Regions from separate parts of the Homo sapiens genome. Here region 1 is linked to region 2. The links are chromatin contacts, found by Hi-C or POLR2A ChIA-PET in ENCODE. All regions are on one chromosome and are shown on one strand. The core of a region is the stretch at or near the end of the contact, and the rest is flanking DNA. Distances in the headings are between cores, read along the strand shown. Region 1 has its middle 6.8 kb from the start of NUP160. Region 2 has its middle 31 kb from the start of PTPRJ.

The links. A loop is a pair of places that touch in the nucleus more often than their neighbours do. ChIA-PET counts read pairs that join two places held with the same protein, here RNA polymerase II (POLR2A). Pooled maps may share reads with other maps.
Region 1: a loop to region 2 is called in a pooled map, with 3 times the contacts of the local background. The contact joins two enhancer-like sites. A Hi-C loop is called at or near these places in 5 of 50 pooled maps. POLR2A ChIA-PET finds 5 or more read pairs at or near these places in 7 of 52 experiments (AG04449, H1, T-cell and 4 more).

The regions. Positions count from the first base shown.
Region 1 is chr11:47,852,704-47,857,540 of GRCh38, forward strand. No RefSeq gene overlaps it. Among named protein-coding and RNA genes, the nearest start is that of NUP160, 6.8 kb to the left of the region's middle. Within about 2 kb of position 2,113, at least 2 of the 41 ENCODE cell types and tissues checked have a DNase peak (open chromatin) inside an H3K27ac peak, as active enhancers do.
Region 2 is chr11:47,947,533-47,952,284 of GRCh38, forward strand. No RefSeq gene overlaps it. Among named protein-coding and RNA genes, the nearest start is that of PTPRJ, 31 kb to the right of the region's middle. RefSeq lists an enhancer at 1-184. Within about 2 kb of position 3,044, at least 7 of the 41 ENCODE cell types and tissues checked have a DNase peak (open chromatin) inside an H3K27ac peak, as active enhancers do.

The DNA of each region.
Region 1 (4,837 bases), core at 863-3,362, 96 kb before region 2:
ATACAGCAAAAGTGATGCTGTGCCAGCCTAGCTTAAGAGAGTCTACATCTCTCTTTGAAGACTGGCTATAGGGGAAGCAAGCTGCCATGTAAGAAATTTGGCTACGCCGGGGCCATCCTAGGCAGATTGCAGGGAGAGACCACACACAGAGACTCTAATTCTACTTGAAGTGAGAGATGCCTGGTAAGTCCCCAGGTCCCAGATATTTTGTAGAGCACAGATGAGTCATGACCACTGAGCCCTGTCCAAATTGCATATTAATGAGCTAAATACATGATTGCTATTTTTATTTTTATTAAATTAAATTAATTAATTAATTAATTTTGAGACAGAATCTCACTCTGTCGCCCAGGCTGGAGTGCAGTGGCTCAATCTTGGCTCACTGCAACCTCCAGCTCCTGGGTTCAAGTAGAGGTGGGGTTTTACCATGTTGGCCAGGCTGGTCTCGAACTCCTGACCTCAAGTGATCCACCCGTCTCAGCCTCCCAAAGTGCTAGGATTACAGGCATGAGCCACCGCGCCCGGCCTCAATGTACATATTTAATGTAGTAATGTTTTTTCATTTTTTTCTCAGAAAAAAATGTTAAATTGATGAGGCATGTTTCGGTTTTATAGGAATCTAGGAATTACATTTTTTGACAGTGAACACTTTTTAGCTTTAGATCACTGTCTTATCTCCAACATCCATCAGAATTCCGGGAACTTCACGTTACCTAATAAATGTTTGAGGAATAATTAAATGAATGAATAAGTGCATATATGCATTTTTGGAAAACTCAAATACCCTTTGAACTATTAATGTTCTGGGGGATGGTTATAACATAAATTGAATCATATTGCCATCTAGTGGTTAGGTAGTGACTTCGTTTAGAAACAAAATGCAGAATGTTACCAATATTGTGCAGCAAGTTTTATTTAAATACTTTTTTTTTTTTTCAGATGGAGTCTCGCTCTGTTGCTCACACTGGAGTGAAGTGGCGCGATCTCTGCTCACTGCAACCTCTACTTCCCAGGTTCAAGCGATTCTCCTGCCTCAGTCTCCTGAGTAGCTGGGATTCCAGGCACGCACCACCACACCTGGCTAATTTTTGTACTTTTAGTAGAGATGGGGTTTCACCATGTTGGTGAGGCTGGTCTTGAACATCCGACCTCGTGATCCGCCCGCCTCGGCCTCCCAAAGTGCTGGGATTCCCGAAGGCGTGAGCCACCACGCCCGGACTTTTTCTTTATTTTTTTTTTTTTGAGACGGAGTTTCGCTCTGTTGCCCGGGCTAGAGTGCAGTGGGGCATGATCTCAGCTGACTGCAATCTCTGCCTGCTGAGTTCAAGTGATTATCCTGCCTCAGCCTCCTGAGTACCTGGGATTACAGGTGCCCGACACCACGCCCGGCTAATTGTTTTATTTTTAGTAGAAACAGGGTTTCACCATCTTGGCCAGGCTGGTCTTGAACTCCTGACCTCGTGATCCACCCACTTTGGCCTCCCAAAGTGCTGGGATTACAGGTGTGAGCCACTGCGCTCAGCTGAACAATACTGTTAATTGAACTTTAAGCAGATTTTCATAACCAACTTGATAGCTACTCCTTGAAAGAAGAATTTGGTGGTTTAAACAAGTGTGGGAAATGATGATAAATAAAGTTAAACATATTTCTTTCTTGAAGAACTTTTCAAAGACATTAATATAATAGCTTTGTGAAGTTCCAAGAAGGCCTTATGCATGATACTGCTTTCCAGACTCTTTGACATACAGAATACTCTTTTCAAGGGGCAACTCATTGGACCATTGTTCTTTGAGAATATATTTTGGAAAACATGGCTTTACTTTCATTTTGCCCATAGGTTAAAAATATCAGCTGGGCATGGTGGCTCACACCTACAATCCCAGCATTTTGGGAGGCTGAAGCAGGAGGATTGGTTGAGCCCAGGAGTTTGAGACCACCCTGGGCAACATAGTGAGACTCCATCTCTACAAAAAAAAAAAAAATTATCCAAGTATGGTAGTGTACACCTGTAGTTTCAGCTACTTGGGAGGCTGGGGCAGGAGGATCCCTTGAGCCCAGAAGTTCAAGGTTATAATGAGCTATGACTGTGCCGCTGCACTCCAGCCTGGGTGACAGAACGAGACTCTGTTTCTAAAAAAAAAAGCAGAATTGTGGAATAAATGAAGTATGTCAGTGACTTCTCAATTCCGTTTTCAGTATTCTTTCTACCCACTTAGGAAACCACCATGACTTTAGACTCCAGGGCCTTTGAGGGGCCCTGAAAGCCCAGGGCTCCCACCTAGACTTGACCCTCCTGTGCTTTGGACTTATCCTTGGGAACTATACACCCTGGATTGTTTTCACCTTTCAGGTAATATTTTCTATAAATTTCTCTTTTTTTACTTTTTTTTTTTTTTTCTGAGACAGGGTGTCACTCTGTCGCCCAGGTTGGAGTGTAGTGGCCTGATCTCTGCTCACTGCAACCTCCGCCTCCCAGGTTCAAGTGATTCTCCTGCTTCAGCCTCCCAAGTAGCTGGGACTACAGGCGTGCACCACCACGCCCAGCTAATTTTTATATTTTTAGTAGAGACGGGGTTTCACCATGTTGGCCAGGCTGGTCTCAAACTCCTGACCTCAGGTGATCCTCCCATCTCGGCCTCCCAAAGTATTGGAATTACAGGTGTGAGCGACCATGCCTGGCCTTTTAAAAATTTTTTTTTAAATTTTTTGAGACAGAGTCTTACTCTGTCACACAGGCTGGAGTATAAGGTGCAATCTTGGTTCATTGCAACCTCCACCTCCCAGGTTCAAGCAATTCTCATGCCTCATCCTCCTAGTAGCTGGGATTTCAGGCGTGTACCTCTAACAACATTTTTGTATTTTTAGTAGAGATAGGGTTTCGCCATGTTGGCCAGGCTGGTCTCGAACTCCCGGCCTCAAGTGATCCCCCACCTTGGCCTCCCAAAGTGCTGGGATTACAGGCGTAAGCCACTGTGCCCAGCCAATTTTCTGTAAATTTCAATTATGATTCATTATATGATTAGTTAAATGTTACTTCTGTATCTTTGTAGGAGCTTACATGTAATTTAATTCACAAAATCAAAACAAACTCTTGCTAAGGTGGGCGAGGTGGCTCACGCCTGTAATCCCAGCAGTTTGGGAGGCTGAGGCGACAGATCACTTGAGGTCAGGAGTTCAAGACCAGCCTAGCCAACATGGTGAAACCCCACGTCTACTAAAAATATAAAAAAAATTAGCCAGGCATGATGGCATGCACCTGTAATCCCAGCTACTAGGGAGGCTGAGGCAGGAGAATTGCTTGAACCTGGGTGGTGGAGGTTGCAGTGGTGCCATAATGAGCCAAGGTGGCACCACTGCACTCCAGCCTGGGCGACAAAGCAAGACTCCATCTCAAAAAAAAAAAAAAAAATCCTCGCTTGAACCATATGTTCTGAGTTTTACTTCTGAAAATATGAATGCCTTACCTATTAAAACTAGCTCTGGTATAACTGGAAATGAGTTGACATTATAGTAATTCACACTGAGGTGCTGATGACTATAAAAACTTCATAAATTGCCTTTCCCAGAGGTAAGTCATGGCAACATACACTACCTTAACTGGTAGGGCATTGCCCCTCCTCCCTCTCTTGCTAATCAGTTGTGGGAGTCCTTTTCTACTGCCTCGGTATCATTTTCAACAGAGTGATTCAGAGAGCTATCAGCTGACTGGAATTGGCACGTTATCTATATACTCCACTTACCATCTCATTCAAAGGGATTAAACTCTAGTGGTGGAATTGGAGGCATCAACAAAGAACCAGATGTGCAGGTAGCCTCAGTAGGGGCAGTTAAGTTCATCTCAGTAAAATATGTTTAATATTAGTCTTTTTTTTTTCTTTTTTAAGATAGAGTCTCACTCTGTTGCCCAGGCTGGAGTGAAGTGGCACCATCTCCACTCACTGCAGCCTCTGTCTTTTGGGTTCAAGCATTGTCCTGCCTCAGCCTCCCGAGTAGCTAGGATTACAGGTGCTCACCACCACGCCCAGCGAATTTTTGTATTTTTAGTAGAGACAGGGTTTCACCATGTTGGCGAGGCTGGTCTTGAACTCCTGACCTCAGGTGATCCACCTGCCTTGGCCTCCCAAAATGCTGGGATTACAGGCGTGAGCCACCGCGCCTGGCCAATATTAGTCTTAAAAAACAAGGTGGGCCAAGCATGGTCTCGCCATGTTAGCCAGGCTGGTCTCGAACTCGAGGCGGGCACAGGAGTTTGAGACAAGCCTGGGCAACATGGCGAAACCCCATCTCTACATAAAGTACAAAAATTAGCCAGGTGTGGTGGTACATGCCTGTAGTATCAGCTACTCTGGAGGCTGAGGTGGGAGGGAGGATGACCTGAGCCCAGGGAGGTTGAGGCTGCAGTGAGCTAGCTGAGATCACATTACTGGGCAACAGAGACCCTGTTTAAAAAAAAAAAAAATCAAGATCAAAAGTTGATCCAGTAAAAAGGGTTATTTGCATGTATAGAGTCCAAAAGTGCTTTTTTTTTTAGACAGGGTCTTACTCTGTTACCCAGGGTGGAGTGCAGTGGCATGATCAAGGCTCGCTGCAACCTCTGCCTCCCAGGTTCAAGTGATTCTCCTGCCTCAGCCTCCCAAGTAGCTGGGATTACAGGCTCGCACCACCACGGCTGGCTCATTGTTTTGTATTTTTAGTAAAGACAGAGTTTTACCATGTTGGTCAGGCTGGTCTTGAACTCCTGACCTCAAGTGATCTGCCTGCCTCGGCCTCCCAAAGTGCTGGCATTACAGGTGTGAGCCACTGTGCCTGGCCTCAGAAGTGCTTTTTAATATAAAA
Region 2 (4,752 bases), core at 1,794-4,293:
AGCAAAGAAGAAATGGGTAAGGACTGTGATGTGGATGCCAAGTGCCATGCACCAAGTTGGTTAATACTTCAAACCAAGAGTCAGCCAGGCATGGTGGTGTGTGCCTGTAGTCCCAGCTACTTGGGAGGCTGAGGCAGGAGGATCACTTGAGCCCCGGAGGTAGATGCTGCAGTGAGCTTTGATTGTGCCACTGCACTCCAGCCTGGGTGACAGAGAGAGACTGTCTCTAAAAACAACAAACAGGCTGGGAGCGGTGGCTCACACCTGTAATCCTAGCACTTTGGGAGGCCGAGGCAGGTGGATCACCTGAGGTCAGGAGTTTGAGACCAGCCTGGCCCACATCATAAAACCCTGTCTCTAATAAAAATACAAAAAATTAGCCAGACTTGGTGTTGGGCGCCTGTAATCCCAGCTACTCGGGAGGCTGAGGCAGGAGAATCACTTGAACCTGGGAGGCGGAGGTTGCAGTGAGCCGAGATCGCTCCATTGCACTCCAGGCTGGGCAACAAGAGTGAAACTCCATCTCAGAAAACAAACAAACAAACAACCAGTGATTCATGAATAATAATAATAGTTAACATATAGTGAGTATTTAAAGTGTGCCAGGCAGTATTCTAAGCACGTAACATGTTTTATTTCATTTTTGTAAACCTCACAATAACTTGGAGGAACTTCCTATTTTATAGATAAGAAAACGGAGGCACAGAGACATCACAGCTAGGAAAGGGCACAGAGGACAGCAGGGACAAAATCCTGGAGTCAGGAAAGTCTGGGCTGGATTTAGGGAGCTGCAAGGAGCTGCTGTAAGTGGGTGGAGGAGGAGTTACAGTGAGAGATAAGGCTGGAGAGGACAGTAGGGCCAGAGTCAGAATTTGGACTGGAGTTCATGGCTGGTAGGGAGCCACTGAGGACTTTTGAACATGTCTTTCCTTGGTGCTTCTGAGTTGCATCTTTTTTTCTTTTTCTTTTTTTTGAGACGGAGTTTTGCTCTTGTTGCCCAGGCTGGAATGCGATGGCACGATCTTGGTTCACTGCAACCTCCACCTCCCGGGTTCAAGCAATTCTCCTACCTCAGCCTCTGGAGTAGATGAGGTTACAGGCGCTCACCACCACACCTGGTTAATTTTTGGTATTTTAAGTAGAGAACGGGGTTTCACCATGTTGGTCAGGCTGGTCTCCAACTCCTGACCTCAGGTGATCTGCCCGCCTTGGCCTCCCAAAGTGCTGGGATTACAGATGTGAGCCACCGAGCCTGGCCAGAGCTGCATCTTTGTTCATTTGGTTTAGCGCCACCTTGGAGAACAAAGAGTGAGGATTGAACAAAAACAGTAGAAAAAACTCAGGCTCTTTGTGTGATGAGGAGCCTGTCACTTGCTCACCCAGAATTTTCTGTATTTGTTGTGCTCCTGCTCTGGAATATCCTCTAGATAAGAAATGTATGTTCCCGGAAATGTTCCAACAGGTGTTTTCCACAGCTGGACCATCCTCTCCTTTCGAGCCATGCCCACCTACCCTGATTCAACTCACTTTTCCTGACTTTCACTCCTTGTTCCCCAACTCTAATGTGCACATTAGTTGTTTCTGGCTAGCTAGCATTTCCACTTCTGTAAAACTTCTCCTCATCCTTGTTACAAGATCTGGTGGCCAGGTGCCATGGCTTACTCCTGTAATCCTAGCACTTTGGGAGGCCAAGGGGGACGGATCACTTGAGCTCAGGAGTTTGAGACCAGCCTGGTCAGCATGGTGAAACCCCATCTCTACTAAAAATACAAAAAATTAGCCGGGCATGATGGTGCGCGCCTGTAATCCCAGCTACTTGGGAGGCTGAGGCAGAAGAATCACTTGAACTTGGGATGATTCAACCTGCGGATGTTGCAGTGAGCTGAGATCGGGCCAGTGCACTCCTGTCTGGGCGACAAAGCGAGACTCAGTCTCAAAAAAACAAAAACAAAAACAAGATCTGGTGAGGTTGCCTCACAATATTTTCTTGTGGTAGACACCATTAGTGACCTACCCAATGCAGTCTCCCTCCTTCCTGGCTCAGGAAATACCAGTTTTGCTGGGCACAGTGGCTCATGCCTATAATCCTAGCACTCTGGGAGGCCAAGGCAGGAGGATTGCTTGAGTTCAGGAGTTTGAGACCAGCTGGGTAATGTAGTGATACACCATCTCTACAAAAAATACAAAAATTAGCTGGGTGTGGTGGTGCGCGCCTGTAGTCCCAGCTCCTTGGGAAGCTGAGGTAGGAGGATTGCTTGAGCCTGGGCGGATGAGGCTGCAGTAAGCTGAGATTGTGCCACTACACTCCAGCCTGGGTGACAGAGCAAGACCCATCTCAAAAAAAAAAAGAAAGAAAGAAAGAAAGAAAGAAAAAGAGGCTGGACGTGGTGGCTCATGCCTGTAATCCCAGAACTGTGGGAGGCCAAGGCAGGTGGATTGCCTGAGGTCAGGAGTTTGAGACCAGCCTGGCCAACATAGTGAAACCCCGTCTCTACTAAAAATACAAAAAATTAACTGGGTGTGGTGGTGGGTGCCTGTAAACCCAGCTACTCAGGAGGCTCAGACAGGAGAATCGCTTGAACCCACAAGGTAGAGGTTACAGTGAGCCGAGATCACACCATTGCACTTCAGCCTGGGCAACAAAAGCGAAACTCTGTCTTAAAAAAAAAAAAAAAAAAAAAAAAAAAAGCCGGGCGCGGTGACTCACGCCTGTAATCCCAACACTTTAGGAGGCCAAGGCGGGCAGATCGCAAGGTCAGGAGTTCAAGACCTGCCTGGCCAATATGGTGAAACCCTGTCTTTAATAAAAATACAAAAAAATTAGCCGTGTGTGGTGGCATGCACCTGTAGTGCCAGCTACTTGGGAGGCTGAGGCAGGAGAATTGCTTGAACCCGGGAGGTGGAGGTTGCAGTCAGCCGAGATGGTGCCACTGCACTCCACCCTAGGCGACAGAGAAAGACTCTGACTCAAAAAAAAAAAAAAAAAGGAAAAAGAAAAAGAAACACCAGTTTCAGTTTCGTGGCCAGCCCTGGGTGGTAGATTCTTACATGCCTAAGCCAATAATGACGCTCTGTTTCCCACTTCCCCAGCCCCCCTTGCAGCTTTACCAATAAGACCTAAGGGGAGGTCTACTCTGGGGCTTCTGAGAAAGCTTTTGATTTTTTGACAAGAGGAAACATTTCCTACTTCCTCCCTTGGGACCACCCTGCCTCTCTGCCCCAAACTTAAACATAAGGGCTAGAACTCTGTGCAACTGGAAGGGTATGATCTGAGGGTTGTCAGCAGCAGTCATTTGCTAAAAGCCTGCTTGCTGAGGGGCTGCTACGGGCAAACACAGAGAGAAAAACAACAGGCCAGAGGGGGAGAAAAGTTGAGGCCTTATTTGAATGTCTAGATCCATCCATATCTAAAACCAGCATCATCCCTGAAATTCCAAGTGATGTGAGCAATGCAATGCCTTCCTTTTTCCCTCAGGATTATTTGAGATGGATTTCCATTATTTGCAACCAAAGGAGTCTGACCTATACTCCCTAGGCTCAGGTTTCCTGTCTTTTTTTTTTTGAAATGGAGTCTCACGCTGTCACCCAGGATGGAGTGCAATGGCATGATCTTGGCTCACTACAACCTCTGCCTCCTGGGTTCAAGGGATTCTCCTGCCTCAGCCTCCTGAGTAGCTGGGATTACAGGCATGCACCACCATGCCCAGCTAATTTTTGTATATTTAGTAGAGATGGGGTTTCACCATGTTGGCCAGGCTGGTCTTGAACTTCTGACCTCAAGTGATCTGCCCACCTTGGTCTCCCAAAGTGTTGGGATTACAGATGTGAGCCACCGCACCCGGCCAGGTTTCCTGTCTTTACAGTGAATGTCTAGTAGGGCTTCAGCCTTCCTCTGCCTGTGACACCTGGTGACTTTGACCGAGTGTTACAATGTGTGAGGGCTGCAGGTGCGCGTCCATCCCCCTGCCTATTCTCATCCTCAGCAGTTCCGCCCCCGAAGATAACTCTACTCTAGCCTCTTGGTCAAAAAGTGTCTCAAGGGAATGAGGATTGAAGAAACCTAGGATGTCACCACATACCAAGGCCACTTCAACTCCACAATGTCCTCAGAATGCCATTGCAACACTCTTGTTTGAGAAACACTGGGGTTAAGACATGGGAGTCAAAGAAAAGCAAGCAGGCTGGGTGCGGCGGCTCACGCATGTAATCCCAGCACTTTGGGAGGCCGAGGTCGATGGATCACCTGAGGTCGGGAGTTCGAGACCAGCCTGACCAACATGGAGAAACCCTGTCTCTACTCAAAATACAAAATTAGCTGGGCGTGGTGGTGGGCGCCTGTAATCCTAGCTACTCGGGAGGCTGAGGCAGGAGAATCGCTTGAACCTGGGAGACGGAGGTTGCAATGAGCCGAGATCGGGCCACTGCACTCCAGCCTGGGCAGCAAGAGTGAAACTCCGTCTCAAAAACAAAAAACAAAAAGCAAAAAAACAAAGAAAAGCAAGCAGAGTAGGCAGGGGCAGAGCGGCGTGGAGTTCATCTGATCTGTGAAGTACATTAGAGATTTCTCACTTGTTTCTTCATTCATGCAACACATTTTTGTTGCGCATGTTTTTTTTTTCTTTTTTTTTTGAGATGGAGTTTTGCTCTTGTTGCCCAGGCTGGAGTGCAGTGGTGTGATCTCAGTTCACTGCAACCTCTGCCTCCTGGGTTCAAGTGATTCTCCTGCCTCAGCCTCCCGAGTAGCTGAGATTA